Regions from separate parts of the Homo sapiens genome. Here region 2 is linked to region 1. The links are chromatin contacts, found by Hi-C or POLR2A ChIA-PET in ENCODE. All regions are on one chromosome and are shown on one strand. Each heading gives the region's core, a stretch centred on a gene start or an enhancer-like site at or near the end of the contact. The rest is flanking DNA. Distances are from core to core; before and after follow the strand shown.

The links. A loop is a pair of places that touch in the nucleus more often than their neighbours do. ChIA-PET counts read pairs that join two places held with the same protein, here RNA polymerase II (POLR2A). Pooled maps may share reads with other maps.
Region 2: a pooled map shows a loop between it and region 1 (8-fold over the local background). The contact joins the promoter of ACO2 here to the promoter of RPL3 in region 1. A Hi-C loop is called at or near these places in 2 of 50 pooled maps. POLR2A ChIA-PET finds 5 or more read pairs at or near these places in 3 of 52 experiments (HEK293, activated CD4-positive, alpha-beta T cell and activated CD8-positive, alpha-beta memory T cell).

Annotation. Positions count from the first base shown.
Region 1 is chr22:39,317,068-39,321,117 of GRCh38, forward strand. RPL3 (ribosomal protein L3) reads right to left here and starts at 2,556. Exons shown (of 10, transcript NM_000967.4): 1 at 2,528-2,556; 2 at 1,333-1,525; 3 at 394-562. The coding sequence starts at 2,530. It overlaps SNORD43 (small nucleolar RNA, C/D box 43), which reads right to left and starts at 2,046; the gene lies at 1,985-2,046. RefSeq lists enhancers at 1,545-2,434, 2,301-2,350, 2,435-3,324, 2,741-3,160, 3,325-4,050 and 3 more.
Region 2 is chr22:41,466,426-41,470,733 of GRCh38, forward strand. It overlaps ACO2 (aconitase 2), which reads left to right and starts at 2,692. Exons shown (of 18, transcript NM_001098.3): 1 at 2,692-2,757. The coding sequence starts at 2,722. PHF5A (PHD finger protein 5A) reads right to left here and starts at 2,267. Exons shown (of 4, transcript NM_032758.4): 1 at 2,177-2,267; 2 at 1,699-1,722; 3 at 1,023-1,189. The coding sequence starts at 2,228. RefSeq lists enhancers at 1,997-2,666, 2,236-2,797, 2,798-3,359.

The DNA.
Region 1 (4,050 bases), core at 1,306-3,805:
AAAATTCTTGCTCCGGGACAAACCTTTCTGCCCTGGGGAAGCCCACTCAGTGATGAAGGAAATGGGACATTCCACCCAGGGCCAGAGGCCCTTGCCACCCCTATAGGGGTTTAATTATTCTGCTACCTCTCCTGGTTTCTAGTTGGACTCCTCAACCAACTGGGTCCTCAGCCACCACCCACTAGCCTGGACTCAGAATGAGGGTGTTAGCTTCCGGCTGAAACCAGATGGCTGGCCAAGTCTGATCCCAGGTATTTTTCTGTTCGAGAGGCAAACTAAACCCAAGACAGCAGCTCCCTGCCTGCTACAGAGCTGAGAAACCATGCACACGCTGCTCCCTGCTCTCCAGCTCCCAAGCTCCCAAGCTAGGGACTGCATGGCCTCCTCCCTTACCAATTCTTATAGAAACGCCTCTTGCATTCATCACTGATGTGCTCAGCAAAGACAGTCTTGAAGGTCCGGAGGCCTCGAGGGGTTTCCACGTAGCCCACAATGCCCACAACCACCATGGGTGGTGTCTCTACAATGGTCACAGCCTCCACCACCTCCTTCTTGTTCACCTCTGCAAAAAAAAAGCAGTAGTCAGACTTGGCAGGAGCCCAAGCAAGGGGTGTAATGTTTTCTAGGAAAATGCAAAGTGCCCATTTAGGCCGGAAGGGCAACTGGGCCCCACACCTGCAGTACGGACTCACAGGGCTGTCCTTACTGCCTATCTCTCATTCAAAGCACATTTATGTTATTCAAACAAAAAATATCAGGACCCTAGACAGCCAAATACCTGTCCAGCTTCAATTCTCTTCTACAGAAACCTCTGGAGGCAGACAAGATTGCTATTTATCTGGAAAATTCAGTGCCCTAACAATAGCTCTGAGCTCAGAGATTAGTCAGTATCAACTGCCTAACATTAATGTCTCCATGGCTCAGCAACCAGTGCTGTTAGACATCTCTAAGTAGAACACACACAGGTAAGTGGCCATTATTCAAGCTTTCAGGTGAAAAAAACATGAATGAGGCAGTTCTTATGCCAGCCTCAGCAGCTCCAACCCCCCACACTAGTGTTAACTTCTCTTTGCTAAGGTTCCTGGCAAATTTACTATGCTCTGAAATCAATACCCCACACCGCACCTAAAGCAAACAGTGCTGACCATCTGTAGCCTTGGAATATTAGTTTTCAAGTTAAGCATTCCCATTCTGCTGTCGCAGCAGTTCTGACAACGTGTAACTCCTGCTTAAAAAAAAAAGTCTGCCCTCTGCTAACAGCTTGACTCCATCTCTACAATTTCCCTCCCCCTCCACTCCTATTCCCCCAACTTTTAGGATGTCTGTACATACTGGATCCCGGCCTGTCGACTTCCCGCACGATGTGAGTCATGCCAGCCTTGTATCCCAGGAAGGCTGTGAGGTGGACCGGCTTGGACGGGTCATCCTTAGGGAAGCTCTTCACCTTCCCACGATGCCTGCTGCTGCGCTTCCGAGGCAGGAAGCCGAGGGACCCATGTCTGGGAGCGGAGAACTTTCTGTGAGACTAGGTGGGAAAAAAATCACCGTCAGCACCCAAACCAAAGCAGTGCCCCCTTCTCTAGTTCCCAGCTGCTTAAGTTCCAAATCTCAGCAATACTGAAGAATCCTGACCAGACACCCAGCAAGCCGAATAAAAAGGTCATTATCTCTTCCAGGCTCGCACGTGTCAAGAATGCTTTTGTATTCGACAAAATTTAAGCTGAATCTTATTTCAAATCCTCTCAACCTGTAAGAAAACGACCCATTTTTTTTATCTAACCACACAAAAATACACTAAGTAGTGGCACTAAAAACTGCTTAACAGGCAGCTTTATATGCCAATTAGCAAGGTTTTGACCGCTAAAGAAAGGGACTCCCGGGACAAACGCTGGGTAGCAGCTAGCAATGTTAAGCTATAGGCTGCCTCCGGTGCCCGGACACTAATTACACTGATACACACAGGCCAAAGAACTCCGCAGAGCCAAATCAGAACGTGACAATCAGCACACAGTTTCTGTCCGCCCGTCAATAAGTTCATCATCTGTGGTTTCTGCGAGCTCCAGAGGCCTTCGGAGTGCACCAGCGGCCCCAGATATTCAGGAGGACTCCACAACACTCCCCTCCCCCAAGCTTCTTTACCTCCCAATGAGAACGGCGCCGAGAACCTCCACCCAAGGTCCTTCTACCCAGACAAGCAGGTTATGGGCCCTAATCCCAACTAATGATAGAATTGGTGAGGTCGAAACTTAGAAATGACTCATGGCTTTAAAAACGCCGGGCCTCCAAGCCTGCTCCCACCCTTACGGCCTCTCTCTGGCCGACCTGCAGGCCCAAAGCCAGTCCTCCAAGCGCTCTTCACAAGCCTCTCGACTTTCCAGAAAATAGGCCAGACTGAAGTCCCCGCTGGGTCGCCCGTGCCCCTAAAGCAAACCCCCGGCGCCGGCCAAGACGGGATGGCGGCGATGCGTCGCGGATTCAGCCGTGCCGACGCCGGTGACAATGAAACGGCCGCCATTACAACACATACCATCACGCCATCAAATCCCGCCGGTAGAGGCCGGTCGGCCTTACGGGTCCGCTATATAAAGCCAAATCTGGCCCCGCCCCTTCCGGCGTGCGAGCGCGCCCCCGCGGCAGACGACAGGTCGGGGGCACGTACCGAGCGCCATTTCCACGCACGCTCTTCCGCTCCTAGCTTTCGTTCAGAAGTTGACGTCAGCTTCGGAGACAGAAATTACACACTCTACGGCGAGGGGTCGGGTTCAAACTTAGTGAAAAGCCGCGGAGAGGTGGGCTAAGGGTGGGTGAGCCACAAATCTACGGCGTCCGGCAGCAGCCAAATTTGATAATAACGAAGAAAAATGGCTGCGTCGCTTCTCCTCCTGTGATATGCAGCTATCTCTGGAATTAGCGAAGAAAGACTGAAACTCTCGTTTCCTGGCTCCCACGCTGGTTTTGCGGCGACACCAATTTACCTTTAATACCTTTAATCTCGGGCATCCCTCCCTCAAGCCCTATCTCTGCCATTTCTCCCATGCTAATGCAGTGGCCCGCGCTTGATTCTGAGGGTCAGGAGCGTCCCAAGCCTGCGGAACGGCCTCACGACCTCTGGTCATGCCGAGTCCAGCTGCTCAGCCTCCCGGAGCCCCACGCCTTCCAGACCTATGCATCAGCGAGGGCTTTCGCTGATCTCTGCCTAGGCTCCAGGGTGACTCGGATCCTGACCGATTCCCTGCTTCCAGGCTGGTCCCTTACAAATCTCTTTTTTGAGACGGAGTCTCGCTCTGTCGCAGTGGCGCGATCTCAGCTCACTGCAAGCTCCGCCTACCGGTTCCCAGTTCAAGCAGTTCTCCTGCCTCAGCCTCCCGAGTAGCTGGGATTACAGGAATGCGCCACCATGCCTGGCTAATTTTTTTTTTTTTTTTTTTTGTATTTTTAGTGGAGACGGTGTTTCACCATGTTGGCCAGGCTGGTCTTGAACTCCTGATCTCGTGATCCGCCCGCCTCGGCCTCCCAAAGTGCTGGGATTACAGGTGTGAGCCACCGCGCCTGGCCCCCTACAAATCTTTCTAAGAATCAAGTATCTCGTTACTTTCCATGGCCGCCTCGTTGTTTCCTCGGAATTAAGCATCAACTTCAGCGGCCACCAAAGACGCTCCCCTAACCGTCTACTTCAGCCTCATGGCTGCGCCAGAGCACACGCTCTCATATCACCTGCTTCCTCTGTCCCACCCTGTCATCTTCTTTAATTCTGGGCCTGGCCTTTGCTCCCACCGTCGTTTGAAAAGCATTCTCTCGGCCAGGCGCGGTGGCTCACGCCTGTAATCCCAACACTTTGGGAGACCGAGGCGGGCGGATCACCTGAGGTCAGGAGTTCGAAACCAGCCTGGGCAACATGGCGAAACCCCGTCTCTATTAAAAATACAAAAATTAGCGGGGCACGATGGTGTGCGTCTGTAATCCCAGCTACTTGGGAGGCTGAGGCGGGAGAATCGTTTGAACCCGGGAGACGGAGTTTGCAGTGAGCTGAGATTGCGCCAGTGCAATCCA
Region 2 (4,308 bases), core at 1,442-3,941, 2.1 Mb after region 1:
TAAAGCTGAAGTCAACTTGAATTGTCCCAAATTCAACTTTGTCACGATATACACCCAAATAGTGCTTAATGATAGATTTAAGTGGCTATGACACAACATGGGCTGTACAGGACTTATAAACAGACAGGGTCTCTGTCACCCAGGCTGGAGTGCAGTGGCGTGAAAATGGCTCACTGCAGCCTTGACCTCTTGGTCCCAAGTGATCCATCCGCCTCAGTTTCCCAAGTAGCTGCGACCACAGGTACACACCAGCACACCTGACTAATGAAAAATATGTTTTTTTGGCCAGGCGTGATGGTTCATGCCTGTAATCCCAGCACTTGGTGAGGCTAAGGCAGGAGGATCACTTGAGCCCAGGAGTTCGAGACCAACCTAGGTAACAAAACAAGACCCTGTCTCTACAAAAAAAATTTAGCCAGGTATGGTGGCGCATGCCTGTAGTCCCAGCTACTTGGGAGGATGAGATGGGAGGATCGTTTGAGCCCAGGGGGTCAAGGCTGCAGTGAGCCTTGCACATGATCATGCCACTGCACCCCAGCCTGGGCCACAGAGCAAGAGACCCCATCTCAAAAAAACAAAAAACAAGAAGCAAAAAACAAAAAACAAAACACTTTTTTTTTTTTTGAGATGGGATCTTGCTCTGTGGCCCAGGCTGGTCTTTAACTCCTGGACTAAAGTGATCCTCCTAACTTGGACTCCCAAAGTGCTGAGATTACAGGTGTGGGCCACCACGCCCAGCCGGATGTCATTTCTGAATAAGAATAACCACAGAGACATGAATGAGAGGGCTCTCCAAATTGCTGGTCTTGACAAAGATTTGCTTCCCTTGCATTCTTCCCCTTGATGCAAAATAACTGCCTTTTATTGGACTACACCCAGTTTGACTCACAGAACTTGAAGAAATTATAACCTAGATGACTAGATGAACACAGTAATCTCCATAGACCATAGGAGATTGCAGTGGATGGCAAAGTGTTACTAAACAAAAGGAGGAAAGGTCAGATGGAAAGCTGTACACTTACGTCCTTCTCCTGGATGGTGCACTCCTTACAATAATAGGCATCAGAGACCCCAGGTCCTCCACAGATCACACAGCGCCCCTGGTAAGATCCATAGTTACACTCATCACATATGCGCACCAGAGTGCAGGGACGCACATAGGAGTCACAAATCACACACTTGCCATCACCTGTAAGGAAGAGAATGGAGTCATGCTCACAAGTTCTTCAGTCCTCTGCTATCTCCTGCCATGGGGAAATATACTAGTCTCCTGGGAAATACACTAGTCTCCTTTTGACAGTGACTTTAGGGCCCTCCTCTTGGCATCACAAAACTTGGTTTCCCCAGTGTCCATCTCAAGCCCCTCAACACATACAAAAGTTTACCAATTAACATATGTGAAGAGCTTAGAAAAGCACCTCGGAGATGATAAGCCTGTATAATTGCTGGCAAAGTGCTGTGTGTTGGGGAGGGGTCATGCTACTCTGGCGATTCTTCCCGTTGAAAACTAGAGAGATACAGCGTTAAATGTGCAAGCGGCAGTGGGGAGTTAGAGGGGCCTTTGGCTAAAGTGCAGCATTCAGTGTTCACATACTTCCAGGCACATCTACTCAAAGCCCTCTTTGTGGCACTTTTGCTGGTTCCACAGAAAACTGGGAGTGGGAAGGGTGGGTTGTTGGGACGGTGTGTTCCACTCACATTTTTCACACAGTCTTCCGATGGCTGCAAGATGAAAGATGGTAAAAAGTACAATTAGAATAAAGGTTTTGAGAAAGAGGAGAAGTACATCCTCGAGCTGGGGGTAGGGACATGAGTAAGGACTGCAGTGAGTGAGACCTGCGGATAGCCATTTTATCATTACAAATTTCCATATGAACCAAACCTACATCCAAGCACCCTCCTGAATCTCCTCCAACGCCCTGGGCAAGCTCAGAGTTTCTCTGGACCTGGTTCAGACCCCACCCCCCGATACCTGCCTGGGGCTCCCAGCACGCGCACCCCCGCCCTCTTCTCATCAGAGGCCACAAACCTGCGCGCTCCTACAACACCCCGCGCCTGAGAGGCGGGAAACGTGGCGCCTGCGAGGCAAGCCCCTAAGGAAGAGACGGGAACCCCCGACCCCCCAGCTCCTAATACCACCCCTGCCCAGACAGCCAGGGGTAGGGCGCAGTCTCACCAACACCAGCCTGCTTGCGGCAAAAGATCAAATCAGGATGATGTTTAGCCATAGCTCCTAACTAAGCCGGCCACCGGAAGCTTCGGGAACTTCCGTCCGACCTTTAACCCCCATTGTTCCTGCCTCCACGTCGCTGTGATTGGTTCTCTAAGCTTCCGTCAGTTTACAATCCTTGCACCAGGCCCGTCTTGCTCTCGCGCGAGTTTTTGTCGCTGCTGGGCGGCCAGGTCCTGGCAGGTGCATGAAACTCTTAAAAACTCTCCCAGATTTGGATGGCGGAGATAACTAAAATTTGTTCTTGGGTAAAACATCTTTGTGCTTGGTATCTATTTCTGCAAGTGTCTTTGGGCAGTCCGATTTCCTCTTGCGTGTCTGTTCGTTGCACGTGAGCTCCGCCCATTGCGTTCACAGGGTTCTGGCGCCTCTAGGGAGGCCTCGCCTTCACCGTGACGCCCCACTCTTCCGGGCACGCCCCTGCCCAAAGGCTTTAAAGGCGCCGTGTGGGACGTCACTTTAATGCGACCTCATCTTTGTCAGTGCACAAAATGGCGCCCTACAGCCTACTGGTGACTCGGCTGCAGGTGAGCGAGCTCAGGGACCTCTGGGTTCACGGGGGCGGGGTGCCTCCTACTGTGCCGGCGGCTGTGGGCGAGGCAGGGCGAGGCGGGCCCAACCTGGGGCCAACTTCTCGTGTACCTGTCCCGGTTGTGGGCCCGGCACCCGTGCCCGCTTCTCTGGTGCCCTAGGTCAAGGCGTCCCCGGCACAGTCAGCTTTCCTGGCCCTGTCCCTGCCTCGCAAGAAGCGTGGGCCCAAGCAGCGGCGGCCGGGTGAAGAGCGGAGGCACCTCTTTCTTCTTTTTGAGGACAGCATTGCCTGCTCCCGTGGGGTGTGTTTCCATTCCTCAAGGTGAGGACAAGGTGACTAGGGGGCGCGGTCGTTGTTGAGTCTTCTAGGCCCAGTTCCTGAGGCCTCACTTCCCATCTCTTAGCAACAGAGGCATGACAGCATCTACGGTTGCCAGGCCTGGAGTCTGGAGAAGAAACTAGGACCCTGTACCACCTTTTGAGGACCCTGCGGAACGTGGAATGTCGGGGAGGGGGGCGGTCTTCTGGGCCCATACGTAGTAAATAATATAATAATAGTCTCTCACCTTTGCACAAGATTTGAGGCCTGTTTTAATTCTTCATAATATTATTTGATTCCTGTAATCGTAGGAATGAGGTGGTTTTTCTCATTTGATAGATGATAAAGCTGGTAGAAAGTAGGTGAAAGTTCTGATTCTCAAGAGTGTCACCGAAGTGCTGTGGCAGAAGCATGGGCCCTACCACCACTCAGTTCTTGTTTATGTCAGCCTGCCCTCACAGAACTTTATGAACCACGGTGCAATTATTTCTGTTTGTCAGAATGCAGTACGAATATTTTGAGCCTCACAATAAGTTGCTTGTCAAATATGGGAGGATAAGGAGACTCCAGTTTGACCTTGACTCCCCTGTTAGGAGCTATCTAGAAAGCTGACTGACTGCCAGATGATTTTTTCACTTCTAACTTGACAGCCCTGGGAAGGTGTTATACTCAGAGGTTCAATGTCAAATGTGTACTTTGTTAATAAAAATCAAGCAAGCATCTGTAGACATTCTCTGTCAACCTTTCACATTTAACTTTGTGAATTCCTTTTGGATCAAGTGGCGCAACTTTGATAATAGAATTTTACGAGTTGTTATGCGTTGTACTCTCAGGAAGCTTGTGGTACTTGAACTTATTTTTCATCACATTGCTTAAATTTAAACTTGAACTTATTTTTCATCACATTGCTTAAATTGAAACCATATGGTTTAAAGTAAAATCATCATTTATCTGAAAGAAAATATTTCTGATCTCAATTCCGGGCTAAGGGAAAGGATTTGCACCTAATTATCTCTTTACATCTTTTTTTTTTTTTTTTTTTTTTTTTTTTTTTTTTGAGACAGTCTTGCTCTGTCACCCAGGCTGGAGTGCAATGGCGCAATCTTGGCTGACTGCAACTCTGCCTCCTGGGTTCAAGTGACTCTCCTGCCCTCAGCTTCCCGAGTAGCTGGGATTACAGGTGTGCACCACCATGCTTGGCTAATTTTTGTATTTTTAGTAGAGACGG